Linked DNA regions of Mus musculus: region 2 is linked to region 1. A link is a loop called in an ENCODE intact Hi-C map of the cell type or tissue named here. Cell type or tissue: left cerebral cortex. All regions are shown on one strand.

Region 1 (5,000 bases):
GAAAAAAAGAAAGAAAGAAAGAAAGAAAGAAAGGGAAGAAGGAAGGAAGAAACGTATATATGTAAGTAGAGTGAAATGAAGTAAAAATAGTAAGATAAAAGTTTTAAAAATGAAAAGCCCTGACACGACATTATGATTCAGTAATCTCCCAGGAAGCTATTAAGTTCATGTTGTGTTGGTCACCTACTGCTGATCATGCGGCCAACACTTAAGAGTAGTTTGTTTCCTCAGCTAAACTCATTTGGAAGAAACAAAATTTTCATTTGCAATTGATTGTCAATTGGAGATTCCTTCTGAGTTAGGGATGGGTGCATGTGCTTACTTCATTTAGGTCTAGGACTTCTTGCAGTTAAAATCTCATTATAACATTAATTTGTATTTACTTAAAGACTACTGACAATTAGGCTATTTCTTATACTTACTAACTATTTTTATATGCTCAATTATAGACACATGTCGGTGCAATCTTTTTATATTATGTGAAGGTATGTTTCTGTATTTTCAATTTTTAATTCTGTACCAGCAGAGACTTCAATGTTGGCAGTATATTAGTATTGTCAGTTATATGGTCCAATATAAGCCTTTTATTTGTAAATATTTTTCCCTCCATACTTGTTCAGACACTTGAAGTTCAGGCAGCTCTCGATGCCTAGAGACAATCTAGAATAGCATCAGAGGTTATCTCAATGACAATGGGTTGTAATAACGAACTAGTGGCCAATCACTTGATAGGAAATAGAGGCTGAATGGCAGAGAGAATGAGCCAGGTGATGTGTTTATAAAAAGATAAAGAAGTAGAAGGATATGTTCTATGGGGGTGTGGTGAGGTATGGGGGAAGTGGGTGCCTCAGCAGGCCCATGCCAAGGCATCCCTTTCCCCCGAGGGACCAGCCACATGACAGTATAGTATAGAATAGGATTTATTCAGGACATGGGGAGGGGAGTTAAGAGGGTAGTAGAAGTAGATAAAGGGAGAGAGAGAGGAGGAGGGAAGAGGAGGGGAGGGAGGGAGAGGAGGGGAGGGGAGGGGAGGCAGAGGAGAGGAGAGGAGAGGAGAGGAGAGGAGAAGAGAAGAGAAGAGAAGAGAAGAGAAGAGAAGAGAAGAGAAGAGAAGAGAAGAGAAGAGAAGAGAAGAGAAGAGAAGTAGAGCTCAGCCATGGCCACATGGAGAGAGAGGAGAAGGCAATGGGGAGAGAGGGGGAGCAAGAGGGTGCGAGGAAGAGAGAGAGAGAGAGAGAGAGAGAGAGAGAGAGAGAGAGAGAGAGAGAGAGAGAGAGAGAGAGAGAAAGGGGCAAGCAGCCCGTTTTATAGTGGGTCAGGTCTACCTAGTTGTTGCCAAGTAACTGTGGGGTGGAGTCCAGGCAGAATGCTAACACCAGGGAAAGAAAACAGATGTGGGAAATTGGGTAGATGGGACTGCAAACACCCATGACTGAGAAGAGTGGCAGCATGCAGGAACCTGAGTTCCCCAGAGCTCATAGCAAATGTTGACCACATAGTGACCATGAACTGAAAAAAAATTCTGAACCAGTAATGAATGTTTGCTGGCAATTTTCAGAGGACAGAGTTTAGAGAAACTTAGATACCGAAATAAATATTAAGTTTAAAAGCAGTAAAAGAGAAATGGATAAAACCGCCTTGTAAACATGCATAGATGTTGAAAAGGGGAAAAATCAAGGATAGATAGACATAGAAAGAAGCATAACATTTAAATAAGAAAGTGAAATCTCAGAAGGAAGGAAAGAGTTAGTGAGATTAATAAAGAAAATATTTTCTGCATTAAAACATAAAAACCTCTATGGCAGAGGGCATTGTGACATCATATAATTTTGTTTTAATTATTAACATGGAATTAATTACAGTATGTTTGGTAATGATAGCAGTTTATGTCCTTTCTAGGATAGATAAGAATAAAACACACTGAGAAATGGAATGCTGTGTTATAAGCTATAAAACAAAAGTTGAATGATATTTTAAATCATAATATTTTTCTCAAGCTAGGTCAGAAAAATCCAAAGTAAGCCTACTGTGTCACTTAGTGATGAGATTGCAAGATGGCAAACTAAGCCCTTGAGAAGACATACAATGTACTGGTCCAGCTGGTACGAAGTCAAGAAGTCCTTAGAGCGGGCAATGAGGATTACAGAAAAGATGGAGAAGACTCAGAGATAAAGGTTAGAAATTAGGAGGACTGTCCAGTCAGAACTGTGGCAGCCCCGAGTTTAATTCTCTTAGGCATTATATACTTTACAGTATCCTGGGAAACAAAGTCACAAGCCAACAGTATATTCCATATCTGTACCAATGCCAGAGGCCACCCTAATCCTCCCTATTCCTTCCTCCAAGATTAACAGAACATTCAGGCCCTTGCCTCGAGCTTCATGCTGCGTCAGCAGGCTGGGAACGCCACCAGCAGAACTTGGCCTGACTTGACTTGCCAAGTTCTTGACAGACATGCAGGCTGTCACAGAAGTAGTCAAAATAGCTTCCAACAATACATTTTTTTTCCACTTCCAGTAAGAGAATGAAATCTAGATGACGGAAATCCATAAGATTATGAAAGATTTGGTTGGTAGCCCATGGAAGTACTTGATAGAAAAAGATTTAAGAAACAGCGACAGCCAATGATATGCATTCAGTTAATGTAAAACAGATACTGATGGAGTTATTAATTGTGCCATAAATAATAGTATATTTCCAAAAGGTTAAAAAATGTAATGTCAGGCATCTTGGTGTCTGGGCCTCAACTACAGCAGCTGACATGATGGAAAGAAGAGGCTTCAGCTATTGAACAATGTAATCAGACTAGAGTCATTGATATTGTCAAGGATCAGTTGCTAGGTAAAGATCAATATGCTGAATTAAGAATGCAAATTATATTTAATGATGCTATCTTAGAGCAATGTTGTAAGTACCTTTAAGTGCTTAAGACAAAGATGAACAACCAACTGGGAACATAATCTGAATCATTTACAAGAATCACCTAGGGTCCAGACAAATCTTTCATTGATTTTTTTTTTTACAAAGATTAACTTCTGCTATAAATAGAGCAATATCAGATCCAGATGCTAGAGAAATTTTAATTGCATCTTTATATTTTGAGAATGCTAATGCTTAATGCAAAAAGGATATTACACCTTTAAAGACCAGATCTGTACCTAGTTATAAATGGATTAAAATTACTGTGGATATAGAACTTAATGCTTATGATTCAGTTATGATTAGACACTCAATTGCAAAAGGTATGAAAGCTTAGAAAGTCCAGTGCTTTGGTTGTGGAAGACCAGATCCTTTTCTAAAATACTGTAAACAGTTCCTAAGGATAATTTTTTCTTTAATGGTAATTCCTAAAATAAGCTTTCTGGGATATGCAAAAGATATGGAAGGAACACACATAGGGCTTATAAGTATAGATCATCCAGATATATATAAACCAATTCCTTATTTCCATAAACTACCTAACAGACTTTTCTTGGGCCCACCAAAAGACAACATGAGCCATTCATTCTATATCAGCCAAGGAATGACTTTTTAGAGAGAAAATAAGAAAGCATGATAGGACTTACAACAAGTATTTTAACCTCTCTCTCTTTCTCTTTCTCTCTATTTCTCTGTCTCTCTCTGCTCTTAGCCTAAAATTTTGTGTGCATGACCCCTACTTCCCCCACCTCTGAAGGCAGTCACATATTCTTTGGCTGAATTACAGGTTCACCTTCCTCTCTCATGAGAAGAACCTGCTCTGCAGATTCTTGGAATCTCTCTTTGTGTAAATGAACCATTTCCAGCACCTCATATCTGAATAACACACACTCATCCTGGACATCCCTACCCACACCCAAAGATATACTTAGCCTTTGTTCACCCTAAGTAAAGTTGAGCTGTCTCACTGAAGTTGATCCTGAAAGCCGTTCTGTCAGTACTGATAGTCAACTGAATCCTGCTCCCTGCCTCTGCCCTCCACACCATGATGAGCTGGTGGTTGATGACCTAAGAGGAAGGGGAAACCCACAGGAAACAAAGTAAGGGAGGTTAGAGTCAAGAATCTCATTCTCTTGTTTTACTCACATCCATTCTTTTTTCTTCTATCTAGTGTTAGGGGGAAAGAGGGAAAAGAAATGAGAGGACAAAGAGTAGAGGGTAAAGGAGGGTAAAAAAGGGGGATGTAGGGTTGAAAGAAAAAGGTGTGTGGATTATTGTGTTTATTTTTTTTACTAGAAAACAAGTCTTAAATATTTTAGATTGTTATGGAATTTTTTATGAATATAGAAATTTAAAATATTTCTTACAACATACTACATATATGATTTGACTCTCAGTTAAGGTATATGTATATGTAACACATTTAAAAATTTAATGGAAAGTTCTAGTCCTATAAAAGCTACCATTGTCAACAGTTAAACATAATTAGGAGATGCAAGTTAGTAGTCAGTCACCTATAAATAATATTCTCACAGTCATTTTAGGCAAAAGGATAGTAAATTACAGATATAAGCTTTATTTACCCTGCTCGATATGTTTTCAAAGTGAAGCAGCAAATATATAGCTATAAGCAAGCAACATTTGTCTATTGAGATAACCTTAGTAGGTGGTCCTCAAAGATCTGCAGATTATGACATTTAAGATGTTTTAATAATAAAAGACTATTCTGACACATCAGCTTCAGGCAGCACCACCTTTTCTGAAGAAGATGATGGGCCCTGGATAACCTCCACCTGGAATTTGCTCGAATTGTGAAAAAGATGGTCAGCCACTTGGGGCGGGAGAGAGAGAGAGAGAGAGAGAGAGAGAGAGAGAGAGAGAGAGAGAGAGAGAGAGAGAGGGAGGGAGAGAGAGGAAGAAGAAGGAGGAGGAGGAGGGAGGGAGGGAGGGAGGGAGGGAGGAAGAGAGGGAGAGAGGGAGAGAGGGAGAGAGGGAGAGAGGGAGAGAGGGAGAGAGGGAGAGGAGGAGAGAGGGAGAGAGGGAGAGAAACGGGGACACAGGAAACCCGCCCAAACAGTGGC
Region 2 (5,000 bases), 130 kb before region 1:
GTGAGGTTAATGGTTGTGTTAGGTTGATTTAAAGGTTGACAAACATTGGATAAATATCCCGACTTCAGGGGCAATAGGATTTTTTCTAGAAATTAATCTTCCTTGTCTACCAATAAGCCTAGATGGCAGGCATTATATCACTGTCACAGTTTTCTGCAGCAGGGTCAATCCTTACACATTTCCCATAGATTTCGTGTAAAATCAGAAAGCACCTGTATACTTAGGCAAACTTTCCAGTCCTGTTTGTTTCATAGCAGAAAATGTCAGGTGACATGGAACTGGATGCATTTCAGAAGTTAATTTTTATTTCATTTTTGAACTGTATCTCATTGTATTAATTCATTATAGTGAGCATACAGAAAAATAGGTTTAACTATGACATTAGAGATCCATGCATATCACAGTATATTGGTCCTAATGTGGTTTCTGTGTTACCCTTTATCTTGTTTTATCAAATATTTTCTTCATTTACATTTCAAATGCTATCCCCAAAGCCCCCCATCTCCTTCCCCAGCCCTGCTTCCCAACCCACCCACTTTTCTCCCTGGCCCTGGCATTCCCCTACATTGGGGCATATGATCTCCACAATACCAAGGGCCTCTCCTCCTACTGATGGCCGCCTAGGCCATCCTCTGCTTTATATGCAACTAGAAACACATATCTAGGGGGTAATGGTTAGTTAATATTGTTGCTCCTTCTATAGGGTTGCAGACCCCTTTAGCTCCTTGGGTACTTTCTCTAGTTCCTTCATTAGGGGCTCTGTGTTTCATCCAATAGATGACTGTGAGCATCCACTTCTCTATTTGCCAGGCATTGGCATAGCCTCACAAGAGAGAGCTATGTCAGGGTCCTGTCAGCAAAATATTGCTGGTATATGCAATAGTGTTTGAGTTTGGTGGTTGTATATGGGATGGATCCCCAGGAGAGGCAGTCTCTGGATGGTCTTTCCTTACGTTTCAACTCTGAACTTTGGCTCTGTAACTCCTTTCATGGGTATTTTGTTCCCCATTCTAATAAGGAGCAAAGTATCCACACTTTCGTCCTTCTTCCTCTTAAGTTTCATGTGTTTTGCAAATTGTATCTTGGGTATTCTGAGCTTCTGGACTAGTATTCACTTATCAGTGAGTGTTTATCATGTGTGTTCTTTTGTGATTGGGTTACCTCACTCAGGATGATATCCATCAATTTGCCTAAGAATTTCATATATTTATTGTTTTTAATAGCTATGTAATATTTCCTTGTGTAAATGTACAACATTTCTGCATCCATTCTTCTGTTGAGAAACATCTGGGTTCATTCCAGCTTCTGGCTATTATAAATAAGGCTGTTATGAACATAGTGGAGCATGTGTTATTATTACAAGTTGGAGCATCTTCTGGATATATGCCAAGGAGTGGGAATGCTGGATCTTCCTGTAGAAGTATATCCAATTTTCTGAGGAACTACCAAACTGATTTCCAGAGTGCTTGTACTAGCTTGCAGTCCCACCAGCAATGGAGGAATGTTCCTCTTTCTCCACATCCTCACCAGCATCTGATGTCACTTGAGTTTTATCTTAGCCATTCTGACTGGTGTGAGGTGGAATCTCAGGGCTGTTTTGATTTGCATATCCCTGATGATTAAGGATGTTGAACATTTTTTCAGGTGCTTCTCAGCACTTTGGTATTCTTCAGTTGAGAATTGTTTGTTTAGCTCTGTACCCCGTTTTTTAATGGGGTTATTTGAATTTCTGGAGTCTAGCTTCTTGAGCTCTTTGTATATATTGGATATTAGTCCCCTATCAGATTTAGGATTGGTAAAGGTCTTTTCCTAATATTTAGGTTGTCGTCTTGTCTTATTGACGGTGTCTTTTGACTTACAGAAGCTTTGCAATTTTATGAGGTCCCATTTGTTGATTCTCGATCTTACAGCACAAGCCATTGCTATTCTGTTCAGGAATTTTTCCCTTGTGCTCATATCTTCGAGACTTTTCTCCACTTTCTCCTCTATAAGTTTCAGTGTCTCTGGTTTCATGTGGAGTTCCTATGATCCATTTATACTTGAGCTTTGTACAAGGAGATGAGAATAGATCAATTTGCATTCTTCTATATGATAACTGCCAGTTGTGCCAGCACCATTTGTTGAAAATGCTGTCTCTTTTTTTACTGTATGGTTTTAGCTCCCTTGTCAAAGATCAAGTGACCATAGATGTGTGGATTCATTTCTGGATCTTCAATTCTATTTCATTGATCTGCCTGTCTGTTGCTGTACCAGTATCGTGCAGTTTTTACCACAATTGCTCTGTAGTACAGCTTGAGTTCAGGCATGATGAGGCACCAGAGGTTCTTTTATTGTTGAGAATATTTTTGCTATTCTAGGTTTTTGTTATTCCAGGTGAATTTGCAAATTGCCATTTCTAATTCTGTGAAGAATTTAGCTGGAATTTTAATGGGGATTGCATTGAGTCCTTAGATTGCTTTTGGCAAGATAGCCATTTTGACTATATTAATCCTGCCAATCATGAGCATGTGAGATCTTTCCATCTTCTGAGATCTTCTTCAATTTCTTTCTTCAGAGAATTGAAGTTCTTATCATACAGATCTTTCACTTCCTTAGTTAGAGTCACACCAAGGTATTTTATATTGTGAAGGGTGTGTTTCCCTCATTTCTTTCTCAGCCTGTTTAACTTTTGGGTAGAGAAAGGGCACTGTTAATTTTATATCCAGGTACTTCACTGAAGTTGTTTATCACGTTTAGGAGTTCTCTGGTGGAATATTTGGGGTCACTTATTTCATATGAGTTTTCAACCCTTCCAGTTTATACATTGACTAAACAGTGTAATCTAAAAAAATGAAAGGTCTTGAATGAAGAAGGTACTCTGCATTGGTAGATAATAATGTTGTGAGCAATTATAAGTTTTTAACCCAAAATTTCACATGAATTGTTTGAAAGTCATTCCATACATGCTTAAAAATAAAAACCAGTTATTGCCATTGCTCTTGGCCACCTAGTAGAACTATATGGTAAGAGCTCACTGCTGAACACATCACATACTTTGGACAGAGAATATAAAGAAATTAAATCATAAGTGAACTGGACACTTCCTCCCTGTTGGATCATGTTCATAGTGTTAGAAATTTCTATGCAGGCTGTTATGGCAGAAGTCATCAACAGTCTTATCCAATGGTGGCCCCTGCATTCTATAATGCAGAAAGAACTACTAGACAAGTTTTGCCTTCAGATATAAAAGAGGCATAGATATACTGGAGGTTACTAATCACTTTCTGATTGGATTTGTAGCCTTACCCATTGAATAACGTACTTACTGAAAATCAGATCAAGATCTTGTGGCTGGTGAGGCTACAGTTCCAATAGAGGATGTTTTGCTAAACTGACATGTAATTAATTAATATGCTCTCTAAGTATTTATATCCATAGAAAAGAACTGCTTCTATCCTTGATCATAGAAACTTTTTGTTTACAATGAGTTAAAAACTTATAGCTGGTCAAAATGCAAAGCAGAAGTAACTGTTGAGTACTCATCCCTAAACTGAACATCTTTACCTTCCTTTTAAGGCCTGGGAAACATGATGTAATAGGTTTCAAAAAGAGCATAAAGGCCAGAAGTTAGGGAAGAGTACTGTGAAATGCTGTCTTCTGGACATGATATCGTCATTATACTCATGAATGCAGAGTAGTTGTGACTACTTGTGCAAGAGCCAAACACCCACAAAAACCACATAGGAGGGTTTAGTTGAGAATAAGATCAGGGTTAGTAGGACAGGGAAGGTAGATAAGATGGGGCATTAGGATAATCATAATCATATTTATTCATTTACATAATTGTCAAAAAGTAAAATAACTGTAGAAGATAACCCTACGTGGCTTATGAACAAAGTGGGGTTAAAGACTTAATCCTGAAAACAGTTCAGTTACAACTAAACTAAAAATAATTGTAGAACAGTATATATGTTAGGTTGCAGGGCCCTGGAACAGTGAGGAGCCTGTATGGAACAGGAGTGGTGTTGAGTTGTATTCTTACTCAGAAATCCTTTCTCAAGAGCAATAGGAATGGCGTCACTCCCACCACTGCCCAGAGCCTGCATTTTCTGACATACATAGACCTGCACCTGCACCACACCTTTGCCCACATGAGAGAAGGTCACAAATTTGCAGCCAGGTTATTCTTTTCTTCTTATAAGGTCATGTCTAGCAAGCATCTGGAATTCCTCCTTATTAAAATTAGGCATCCTCAGCCCCCCGACTCTAATGAATGGTGTACACCTGTTGCAACAGTATTTGCTCCTGCTAAATCCTTTGCTCCTGCTAATTAAGTGAGCTGCCTCACTGAAGCTTGTCTCCAAATTCAACTTTAGCCCATACTGAGAATAAGAAGAAAAAGAAATGATGTTTTCTTTGGCCCAGTTAGCAACAATAATTTAAAAATATTATTACAAGTTATCAGATACTCATATTTCAACCTAAAGGAATGAAACTCCCCCTCTCTCTCACACACACACACACACACACTCTCTCTCTTTCTCTCTCAGTTACTGATATACTTTTGGGGTTAAAGGATGTAGATAGTGAATTGTGAGGTGGAAAAAATTTATTTACCATACAGAGATTTTACCACAGAATTAATTTAACACTATTTTATTTTATTGCAAAATACATGCGCACACACACAATCCTCTCCAAGAGTACGTTAGTGATGTGGTTCTATTGCAACCTTCCAGTTTATGGTGTTACATTGATTTTATCTGTAATATTGTACATTTGGTAAGAGTCGCCATATAGTAGTGGTTCGTCAGAGTCAGGACATTTGTTCTTATATGGCAGAATGGAGGCTGATAGTGTTAGGTAAGTGCTTTCTACAAAAAGACAAGTAGAAATGTTGTTATAAACTCCATATAACTCCATTCATAGCCCATGCTGACTTTAGAATACACTGATTCCTTTCCTATATATAAGGTACAGCTGCTCTTTGAACTCTCTTTCCTTTCTTTCAGCTCCTTCTC

Evidence for each region. Hi-C counts contacts between places; a loop is a spot of excess contacts. Peaks named below come from ENCODE experiments on the same cell type or tissue, not always from the same donor. Only the 100,000 strongest peaks of a DNase experiment are listed, where the experiment ranks them.
Region 2: it touches region 1 in a loop (1.8-fold over the local background); 3 of 42 quality-filtered maps call a loop at or near these places.

Annotation. Positions count from the first base shown.
Region 1 is chr6:41,909,227-41,914,226 of GRCm38, reverse strand. No RefSeq gene overlaps it. Among named protein-coding and RNA genes, the nearest start is that of Sval1, 40 kb to the left of the region's middle. In left cerebral cortex, no CTCF peak of the experiment used is centred here; a DNase peak (open chromatin) is centred at 2,383.
Region 2 is chr6:42,042,425-42,047,424 of GRCm38, reverse strand. Sva (seminal vesicle antigen) reads right to left here. Exons shown (of 4, transcript NM_009299.2): 4 at 4,574-4,853. The coding sequence ends at 4,720. Among named protein-coding and RNA genes, the nearest start is that of Sva, 6.5 kb to the right of the region's middle. In left cerebral cortex, no CTCF peak of the experiment used is centred here; no DNase peak of the experiment used is centred here.